Regions from separate parts of the Homo sapiens genome. Here region 2 is linked to region 1. Evidence: chromatin contacts called from ENCODE Hi-C or POLR2A ChIA-PET data. All regions are on one chromosome and are shown on one strand. The core of a region is the stretch at or near the end of the contact, and the rest is flanking DNA. Distances in the headings are between cores, read along the strand shown. Region 1 holds the start of ZNF232 (zinc finger protein 232). Region 2 holds the start of CHRNE (cholinergic receptor nicotinic epsilon subunit).

The links. Hi-C counts contacts between places; a loop is a spot of excess contacts on that map. ChIA-PET counts read pairs that join two places held with the same protein, here RNA polymerase II (POLR2A). Pooled maps may share reads with other maps.
Region 2: a pooled map shows a loop between it and region 1 (4-fold over the local background). The contact joins the promoter of CHRNE here to the promoter of ZNF232 in region 1. A Hi-C loop is called at or near these places in 7 of 50 pooled maps. POLR2A ChIA-PET finds 5 or more read pairs at or near these places in 5 of 52 experiments (H1, activated CD4-positive, alpha-beta T cell, activated T-cell and 1 more).

Annotation. Positions count from the first base shown.
Region 1 is chr17:5,110,435-5,115,977 of GRCh38, forward strand. It overlaps ZNF232 (zinc finger protein 232), which reads right to left and starts at 1,444. Exons shown (of 4, transcript NM_014519.6): 1 at 1,366-1,444. The coding sequence starts at 1,388. ZNF232-AS1 (ZNF232 antisense RNA 1) reads left to right here and starts at 1,501. Exons shown (of 3, transcript NR_135658.1): 1 at 1,501-1,667; 2 at 2,952-3,018; 3 at 3,724-3,948. RefSeq lists an enhancer at 1,755-1,804.
Region 2 is chr17:4,901,848-4,907,102 of GRCh38, forward strand. It overlaps CHRNE (cholinergic receptor nicotinic epsilon subunit), which reads right to left and starts at 1,251. Exons shown (of 12, transcript NM_000080.4): 1 at 1,171-1,251; 2 at 774-916; 3 at 603-647; 4 at 370-479; 5 at 85-240. The coding sequence starts at 1,216. C17orf107 (chromosome 17 open reading frame 107) reads left to right here. Exons shown (of 3, transcript NM_001145536.2): 3 at 1-1,087. RefSeq lists enhancers at 1-604, 605-1,246, 1,436-1,655 and a silencer at 1,787-2,081.

The sequences.
Region 1 (5,543 bases), core at 194-2,693:
GGCCTATGGGAAGAAATGACTATTGGAAGAAATAAGTTTGAAGCAAAACCCAAGTTTCCAGATGCAGAGCCCAGAGCCGAGCAGCTTTCAGTGCAAGGTGGAATGTGTTGGGGAGGCAGCCTCCTCTGAGATGGCTCCTCCCTGCTTTCAAAAATTTCTGAAGTAGTAGCTACAGCAAAAGAAAAATATAAGTCCCCTTTAAGGAGCTGGATCTCATTCAAATGCCAAAGCCCTATTAAGGGGCAGCTATGAACAAGTCTCGGGTACAGTGGCCTGCGTCAAGGAAATCTAACAGGTGTAAACCAAAAAAGCATCTGAGATAGGTCTCAACCAATTTAGGGGTTATTTTGCTAAGGTTGAGGATGCACCCAGGAAAAAGACACACAAGCCACAGTAGGATCCGTGGCTCGCACTTTTACCAAAGAGGGTTTTGAGGGCTTCAATTTAATGGGGAGAAAGCTGGCAGGAGGGGAAGGAGGAGAGAAGAGGGAGGGTATGTGGTGAGGTAAGTGGCCACATTCTTGTGAGGATTTGATTAGAGCTCACTGAATCCACATGTTGCACGTGAAAAGAGGAAGTCAATTATGAATTTGTCTCGTGCTCAGTAAATCTGCATTTTACACAAGATAAGGTAGACATACAGTAGAGGAAGAAGTCAAATATGCTTTGTCTCTGGGTGGGTGGAGGAACGATTTCTAGTCTTGTCCGGTGAAGCTCGGCTGTTCGTTTCCATTGCCAGGGTGAGGGAGGCCACCTGGGGGCATATGTTGCTTTCTATCTTGCAGCTATCGGTTTAGGAACAAAAGGAAAAGCAGTTTTTTTCCGTGACTCAGTTTCCAAGCTTAACTTTTCCCTTTGTCATAGTAAGTTTGGGGTCCTGAGATTTTATTTTCCTTTCACACAGGGAAGGAGGTGGAACGCATCAGAGGCCACGAAAGGAGCACAAAGGGGGACCGCTGGCCTAAGACAAAGGAGGCGCGAGGAAAAACGCGGAGCTCGCGTCTCCCAGGGTGATGCCCGGCGCCGCTGGCCCCAGCAAAACTTCTCTACCCCGGCCTCGGGCAGGTGCCCGCCCGGGGAGGGGGCTGTCGTCCAGGCCAGGTACAACTCCCCTTCCCACCCTTCACTCCCTACCCAAGGGTCTCGAGAAAAGAGAAGAGGAACATCAAGACCCCCCTCCACGGCACGTGACGCGACGCAACGCAGGTAGCGCAGCGCGGGCACCACGGGCAACCCAAACCCCTCTCCACACACAACCGCGGAGCTGCCTGCCAGGCCTGCTCACTGCAGAGCCGCCGCTGCCTGCGGGACGGGCAAAAGCCAAGCCGCCAGGTGGACCTCGGGGAAGCCGCCGCCAACACTCACCTCACAGGACCAGGAGGTTCCATCGGGGCGCTGCCGCGAATCGCGCCACTTACAGCCCTCACCCCAGGGGCAGGTTTGCGCCTGCGCAGGTCGCAGCCTCGGCCTCCAACTCCCAGAATCCTCCTCGCCGCCGGCTTCCGTTCGCGGACTTTGGCCCAGGCGCGTGGGCGCTGCCGAGAGGCTGGGAGCCCGGGAACCGGTTCCTGGACTTGAGCGGAGCGAGAAAGAGCGCGCCGCCTGCACGACTGGACTGGAGCGGCCGGGTGCCCTGGAGGCCCCTGGGAATTGCAGTCCTTGCGCAGGTGGAGAGTGAGCCCTTGTAAGCGGGTGACTTCATCAAGTTTGGGGGGTCTCTTGTGGAATTGTACCTGAAGGGCGGTGCTGGCGGACAGATGTCAGGGAAATTCTGGCCTTGTCCATGGCCTGTGGTAACACTTCTCCATGAGTTCTATTTTCCAATTACCTCTTCCCAGACCTGATGAGAGGGCCACAGCTAAGGAAGACGGTCCCTTCCACGAAAAAATATTCCCCAACCACTAGCCTGTACAATTCCTGGGGCGTAGGGGGAGGGGAGGAGAAAAAAGAATTCTAAGGTTAATTTTATTGCGATGGGGGAAATAGGGGTTGGTGTTTTTTTGTTGTTGTTATTTTTTATTTTATTTATTTATTTGAGACGGAGTCTTGCTCTGTCGCCCAGGCTGGAGTGCAGTGGCGCGATCTTGGCTCACTGCAAGCTCCGCCTCCCGGGTTCACGCCATTCTCCTGCCTCAGCCTCCTGAGTAGCTGGGACTAGAGGCGCCCGCCACCACGCCCGGCTAATTTTTTTTTTTTGGTAGGAGACACGGCGTTTCACCATATTAGCCAGGATGGTCTCGATCTCCTGACCTCGTGATCCGCCCGTCTCGGCCTCCCAAAGTGCTGGGTTTACAGGCGCCCGGCCGATTATTTTTTATTTTTTTTTTGAGACATGGTGGCCAACATGGTGAAACCCTGTCTCTATTAAAAATACAAAAAGGTTAGCTGGGCGTGGTGGCGGGCGCCTGTAGTCCCCACTACTCAGGAGGCAGGAGAATCGTTTGAACCCGGGAGGCAGAGGTTGCAATAAGCTGAGATTGTGCCACTGCACTCTAGCCTGGGCGACAGAGTGAGACTCCGTCTCAAAAAAAAAATTAATTAAAAATAAATTTATCTCACTATCAATTTTGCAGGATATTGATTGATCCAGTCTCTCAATACTTTTATAAAATAGCTTAATCCTAGTCTCTCCAAGAAAAATTGTTGTTCAACTGTGTAGTACCATAGTAACAGTTCTCAGATTCTCAGATTATTAAATTTGTTTCTCCAAGATATAGTATCCTTGAAAATGCGCATTGACACCCCCATGGCTGGGGGATATATTATCTTTTTTCCTTCAAAGTGCCATTGATAATTACTGCACGTAGGAGCTATGGATAAAAATAGTTATCATTTGTTGAATGTCTACTACGTGTCTAGAACTATGCCAGGAACTTAATGAAATTGTCTTATTTAGTCTTCACAGTTGCTCCACAAGGGATTGTATTAATGTCATTATCTTGATTTTACAGATGAGAAAACTCAAGACTCAGAAACAATAAAGGTTACAGAGATGAAATTGACAGAGCCTGAATTTCAGTATGTCAAACTTCAATGTGCCATTATACTTTTAAATCCTACAGAACAGATTGAATCACAACTTCTACTTTTACATGAGAGAAGACAATGGGTCCTATGACTTACTGTCAGTTTCCTTTTCCTGATTTAATTAGCTGCTTCTGTATCTAATTTTGCTAGGAATGGAGGAATAAGGCAAATTCCCTAAACTACATATTGACATTTATACTAATGTGAAAACCTCAAGTCCATTTGCAGACTTTTGGATTAGATTCTGTCCCAGAAAGACATCCACCCTAGAGTTCAGGATATCATACCCATTTTACTGTTCCCCTGGCACAATTCATAGTAAGGAAAAACAGACAAGGGGAAAGCTATTAGATTCTCGGTGCTGCTAAACAGGACACACAAGGACACCATTTTGTGATGATGATGGTGCTTTATGCAGCTTCCACCATTTACAAGATTTTCCTGTGGTGTGGAACCTCTCATGATAAAGCAAAGGAACTAGAAGCTTATTCCAGTCAAGATTTCTGATTTATCTTGTGGTAAGCATTTGGGAAGGACATATCTGCACATGACCTGAGACTAAGTACTATACACTGAATCAGATGAAAATTGCTCTTAGGAAGCTTACAATTTTCCAAATAGTTAGGACAAAAACAAACTCTCCTTCTCTCTTCCTATATGTACATACTGACATCTTTATCATTACTGTCTTCCTAGGGTTATGATTCTGTATGGTTTCTTTGGTGCTGCATTAGACCTGAGCTCTGATTGAAAATTCTTCCACGCTCGCTACATTCCAAAACTTTATCTCCAATATGAATTTCCAGATGCCTCACAAGGTCTGAGCTCCATCTGAAGGCTTTCCCATGCTTGTCACATTCATAGGGCTTTTCTCCACTATGAATTCTATGATGTCGAATAAAGTGTGAGCTCTGATTACAAGTCTTTGAACATTCATTGCATTCACAAAGTTTCTTTCCACTGTGAATTCTTTGATGCTGAATAAGTTGTGAGCTCCCCTTCAAATCTTTCCCACACCCAATGCATTTATAAGGCCTCTCTCTCACCTTGTATGGATTCTCTGATGTTCTGTAAGGACTGAGTTCTGGCCAGGCGCAGTGGCTCACGCCTGTAATCCCAGCACTTTGGGAAACCGAGGCGGGTGGATCAGCTGGGCTCAGGAGTTCGAGACCAGCCTGGCCAGCATGGTGAAAGCCCCTCTCTACTAAAAATACAAAAATTAGCCGGGTGTGGTGGTGGGTGCCTGTAATCCCAGCTAATTGGGAGGCTGGGGCTGGAGAATTACTTGAACCTGGGAGGTGGAGGTTGCAGTGAGCCGAGATCGGGCCACTGCACTCCAGCCTGGCAGCAGTGTGAGACTCCGTCCCAAAAAATAACAAACAAACAAAAAAGACACCAGAGGGCTTTGGGTCCCTCTCTCTCTGCCATGTGAGGACCCTGTGAGAAGGCAGCCAGGGAGCTCTCACCAGAACCTGACCATGTTGGGCCCTGGTCACAGCCTTGCAGCCTCCAAAACTGAGAAAATAAATTTCTGTTGTCTGGCATCCAGTCTATGGTATTTTGTTACGGCAGCCCGAGCTAAGACAGAGGAAAACTGGGGGCTGATGTGACGGCGGGGACTTTAGGTAGAAGGACCCCACGTCAAAAGTCAAAGCTAAAAATTCTGGAACGAGCCAGGAAGGCATCAGGACGTCTCATTTTATTTGCTAGAGGCATCTTTTGGGGGGTGGGGCGGTGGGTGGGTGGAAGGAGATGTGGCCAGTGAGCCTCTGACTTTTAATTGAGTTATTTCGAAACAAGGAACAGAGGGCCGGATGTGGTGGGTCGTGCCTGTAATTCCAGCACTTTGCGAGGCCGAGGCCAGTGGATCACCTGAGGTCAGGAGTTCAAGACCAGCCTGGCCAACATGGTGAAACCCTCTCTCTACTAAAAATACAAAATTAGCCTGGCGTGGTGGGGGGCGCCTGTAATCCCAGCTACTCGGGAGGCTGAGGCGGGACAACAGCTTTAACCCGGGAGGCGGAGGTTACAGTGAGCCGAGATGGCGCCACTGCACTCCGGCTTGGGCAACAGAGCAAGACTCCGTCTCCAAAAACACACACACACACACACACAAAACCCAAAACGGAACAGAGGCAGTTCTGTATTCCAGAGGGATTGATTTGTGATGCCTGCTCAAAACTCAAGAAGCCACCACCCTGATACTCATCAAACCCCGGAGAAATTTCGTTTTTAGAGTGTCAGAAGGCCCCATGAATAACCTTCCAGTCACTGAGGGAGGTCCCTACTCAGCACGCCCCGGTCTCCTTCACTCTCCTGCACTCGTGCCTCACAGATGGCCTCATGCGCGGACTGGCGGTCCAGCCTCCCGGGGACACAGCCCGGGCGCACCCCGCGCCGCCTTTGGCCACTGAGGCGGTCCTCGAGGCGCCGGGCTAGGGAAAGCCTCCCCGGCCGTCAAGGCTGGGATAGCGCCGGGGGATCGGGGCGGGGTGCGTGCGCCGAAAGGGCCTCAA
Region 2 (5,255 bases), core at 1-2,500, 210 kb before region 1:
GAGGGCGGTGCTTCCCGGTTGGCCCCGCCCCATAAGGCCCCCCCCCAACAATAATCGTCCGGGCCTCGGAGTAGCTCTTCCCACCGGAAAATAAGCGAACAGTTCTGCCAATCGAAGGGGAAGTAGGTGACCTCCACTGCGCAGACGCTGCGGTAGATGGCCGGAGGCAGCCACGTCACGGAGCCGCCCTCGTAGACGAGCACGTTGGCGTCGTAGGCCACTCCGAACTGGCCATCAATACTGTGGGCTCGGGGAAACCGAGCTTTTTGCACAGGTCTGCACCCTCTCAGAGTACCCCCTTCCCCAACCAAGTCCAGCCCGCACCCCAGGCCGGCTTCCCTCCAGCCTGGCGTCTGGCCCGGTTCTCACTTGTTTTCCAGCACAATCTCTGGCAGCCACACGAGTTCTGAAGGGACTCGCAGGGTTTCTATACCCCCAAAGTCGTCCTTGCTGTAGTTGAGTCGGTAATCCTGCCAATCCTAAGGGGTGGGGGATGGAAGGCCGCGTGCCCTGCATCTCCCACCTGGCGCTGCCTGGGAGGGGTTTGGGGGAAAAGGGGTGCCCTGGACAAGACCTCACACCATTCCCCAGATTTGACTCACGATTCCAATCCAGACGCTAGTGGTGAGAGTCTCCTCTTTTTCATTCTGCAGATGGGAGATGGGGATGATTGAAGTGAGATTTCAGGGCCAGAAGTGAGCTTTAGGACAGAGCTCAGCGGTTGGGGCCAGAAGTGGGATTTTTGGCTTAAGATGAGGGTGGGGGTAGCTTACCAGTGAGATGAGATTCGTCAGGGTGACCTTGAGGCTGATGGTGACAGTATCCTCAGGCTCCCGCACTGGCCGGCTTCCTGGGTCATAGTTGTTGAAGAGATGGTGATAAAGACGCAGTTCCTCGTTCTTCCCCACACCCCTGCCTGCGATGGGGTCAAGAAGGAAGGGTCATTGGCAATGAAGAGGCTGGAGCACCTCTCTCCCCTCTGCCTCCCCTGGGTCCTCACAGGCCTCTGAGGCTGTGTACTATCAGTATCTGTCTCCTAAACCAATTATGCTGTGCCTGGGAACGAAATACTGTGTCTAAGTCTCCATCTTGGTCTCTGTCTTTGTCTTCCCAGTCCCTTCATGTCAGTATCTGTGTGTGTCCAATTGCCCCTCTAGCCCCTGTCCGTACCGAGAAGCCCCAAGAGGAGCAGGACCCCAAGCGGAGCCCTTGCCATCCTGCTGCGTGGTTCTCAGGGTTATTCTGAGCTCTGGCAGGCTTGGAGGGGGCATGCCAGGGTGCCTGTGTGAGGGGGAGGAGGGTGTTAGTTCCGGGCTGTTAGGGGACTGTCACCTAATCCTCTGCTCACCCCTGCTGCAGCTGGGGACATTTTGGCTGCTTCCAGAGGCAGCTGCCCCATCCTGTGTTTCCTGCCCCTGCCCCGCCCCAGCCCAGCGTCCTTTGCCTGGTATTTGGCCAACTCCCCAGCCACAGATGTGGGCGTCTCCTGAGAGGCACCTGCAACCACAATTCTAGTAGCAGGGGGTGGGAGACACTGCTTTCAGCAGGCACTGTTGTCCTTTGAGTAAGCTGCCCTGTGTAGGTGACCCTGACTGATGAACACATCTGGGGATGTGACACACCCCTTGCCTCCCATTCTCACCCATGTGGAACACACACTATCACCACCCAAGCTCACAATGCCTTTCTTGCCGACAGAGTGGCAAAAAACAGTCTCCATAAAGACCTGATAAAGAGACAGGTGGTCACAGGGGATTAGCCCTGCGGTACAGAGATTCCATCTAGCAAAGGAGATCATGTAAAGGACCCACCTCCTTCCACAACCTGATCGCCAGGTTTGCCCATGCCCAGCCCCTCTGGGTGGGAGACTTGTTTCTCCTTGTCTATCCCTGCTGCCACCTTGTGGTCACAGATGATAGTACCGTCTTCCCATCCTACTCTCCTAAACACACACGTGCACACATACACACACACCTGATGACACCTTAATAGATCCTTTTGATGTTCCTTTTTAAAAAAAATTTTTTTGAGACCAAGTCTCGCTCTGGCGCCCAGACTGGAGTGCAGTGGCATGATCTCGGCTCACTGCAACCTCCGCCTCCCGGGTTCAAGCGATTCTCCTGCCTCAACCTCTGGAGTAGCTGGGACTACAGGCGCATGCCACCATGCCCGGCTAATTTTTGTATTTTTTAGTAGAGATGGGGTTTCACCATGTTAGCCAGGATGGTCTCGATCTCCTGACCTCGTGAGCCACCTACCTGGGCCTCCCAAAGTGCTGGGATTATAGGCGTGAGCCACCGCGCCCAGCCTCGATGTTTTTTGTTTTTCTGTTTCTTTTTTTGTTTTTTGTTTTTTGCAGGGGGTGGGGGGACAGGATCTCACTCTGTCACCCAGACAGGAGTACAGTGGCACCACCATAGTTCACTGCGGCTCTCAAACTCCTGGGCTAAAGCGATCCTCCTGCCTCAGCTTCCCAAAGGGTTAGGATTACAGGTGTGAGCCACCACGCCCGGCCTCAGTGTTTTTTAAAGCCTTCTTGAACCATTCTAATCACCTGGAGGGGTGCTTATTTTAAATTCAGATTCCTAGGCTCCATTCCCAGAGAATTATGATTTCGGGACTAGGGTGCCAGGAATCTGTATTTTTAGGAAACTGTCCAGGTGTTCCTCGTGAGGTAGGAGGGGCTGGCCTAAGCATATTTTCTGCTTACATCTCATTTCCTCACAGCAGTCCAGCAAAGCAATGATCACTGTCCTGAATACATGAAAGGGGATGCTAAGGTCGGGATCCAGGGTCACACAAGTAGATTGGCAATAATGCATGAGACTTATCAATCAACTCTATTGATCTCGCACACCTGTGTTTATTTTACCCTTCACAAAACACTTTCGGGTCCATCACCTTTGGGTCTCCTTCCCCCACCTATGAGGTAGGTCATAATCACCTCCATGTTACAAGCGAGGACACATCAAATAACAGAGTGTCCTCCTAGTCCATTTCCCACACTTGTGTAAAGCCTCTGTTTCCACTGCTGCCTTATCAACCCCACGATTTCCATTTCAGACTCCCTTTCTGGGTCTCTTTGACCCAGCTTACCTCTTTGCATGTGGCTGGTACATGGACTAAGTCTCAAATCTGTGCTGCTGCTTATTCCAGAGCTTCCGCGTCAAGGCTTGGGACAAGAATTGTGATAAATGCAAATATTTATTCAAACATCAGTGGACACCTACAAAGTTCCCCCTTACAGGGCCGAGTGCTACGGTTATTGAGATGGATAAAACAAGCCTCAAGGAGTTATCATCTAATGACAGAGACCTATCAACAGCCAGTGATGCCAGACTATGAGAAGCATAAAAATAAACAGGTGCTATAGAATCTGTAGCTAGGGTGAATCAGATCTGTCAGAAAAGCAAGGTTTTGGCCAGGCACAGTGGCTCATGCCTGTAATCCTAACTATTTGGGAGGCTGAGGCTGGAGCATCACTTGAGCCCAGGAGTTCAAGACCAGCCTGGGCAACACAGTGAGACCCCCCATCTCTACAAAAATAAATAAACAACAACAAAAAATATTAGCCAGGCATCATGGTGCATGCCTGTAGTCCCAGCTACTTAGGAGGCTGAGGCGGGAGGATTGCTTGACCCTAAGAGATCAAGGACACAGTGAGCTACGATCACACTACACTCCAGCCTGGGTGACAAGCGAGACCCTATCTCAAAAAAATGAAGTTTCCGGCTGGATGCGGTGGCTCAACACCTGTAATCCCAGCACTTTGGGAGGCCAAGGCAGGTGGACCACCTGAGGTCAAGAGTTCGAGACCAGTCTGGCCAACATGGTGAAACCCCATCTCTACTAAAAACACAAAAATTAGCTGGGTGTGGTGGCTGGCACCTGTAATCCCAGCTACTCGGGAGGCTGAGGCAGGAGAATCACTTGAACCTGGGAGACGGAGGTTGCAGTGAGCCGAGATCGTGCCACTGCACTCCAGCCCGGGTGACAGAGTGAGACTCCATCTCAAAAAACAAAAAAATGAAGTTTCTCCTAGGTTTCCTGTAGTCTTGCACATGGACTGGAACTTACTAGACCAGTGTCAGAGGCCAAGGCAGCTCCAGAGCCTGTCTCCTGATCTGTCTCTGCCGCTCTGTCCGCTCTCTGCTCCTCTCACTTCGTCAGCACTGCCCATTCCCCCTACTTTGCATGTCCCCTTTCTACTGTGTAGTTTCTGCTTTCTCGTCACCTGTGCATCATTTCACCATGGTCTTAGCCCCAGACCAACTTCTTGGCTTCTCTCTGCAGAGGCAGCACTTTTGTTCCCGTTGCTACTGCCTGATGCTCTGAGGGCTTGGGGTGCCAACACTGAAGAAGGATCATGGGGTTGGCCTAAGACTGCCTTGTTTAGGATGGATAGTGGGTGTGGCAGGCCCTGACACCACATGTCTGGTAATTCACCCTCTAGCAACCCAGCCCACTTCTCCTATATGTTTAGCTCCCAAAACGGCCTGCCAGGATGCCATTCTCACTGCTAGAGCTGAAATATATACAAATATATGAAATATACATAAATTAATACAGTTAATATAAATTCACTCTATCCTCCCCAGCAGGATTCAAACTTGAAATCTTGCTTCAAAAAGTGATTATGAGAAAAAAAATCTAATAATCTGATCAAAAAGAGGGCAGAAGATTTGAATAGACGCTTCTCAAAATAAGACACACAAATGCCAAACAGGTATAAGAAAACGTGCTCAGCATCATTGGTCATCACTGGGAGGCTGAGGTAGGAGAATTGCTTGAGCCTGGGAGTTCAAGACCAGCCTGGGCAATATAGTGAGACCTCATCTGTAAATAAATAAATAAAATTTTAAAAAACAGATGAATGGTGAGCCAAGATCATGCCACTGCATCCTAGCCTGGGAAACAAGAGAGAAAACTGTTTAAAAAAAAAAGAAAAAAGAAAAACACAGATGAATGGATAAAGCAAATGTGGTACATATACACAATGGAGCACCATTCACCCATAAAAAAGGATGAGATCCTGTCATTTGCAACAACATGAATGGAACTGGAGATCATTATGTTAGGTGAAATAAGCCAGGCACAGAAAGACAATCATTGCATGTTCTCACTTATTTGTGGGAGTTAAAAATCAAAACAATTGACCTCATGGACATAGAGAGTAGAAGGATGGTTACCAGAGGCTGGGAAGGGTAGTGGGCAGGTAGGTGGATGGTGGGGATGGTTAATGGGTACAAAAAAAA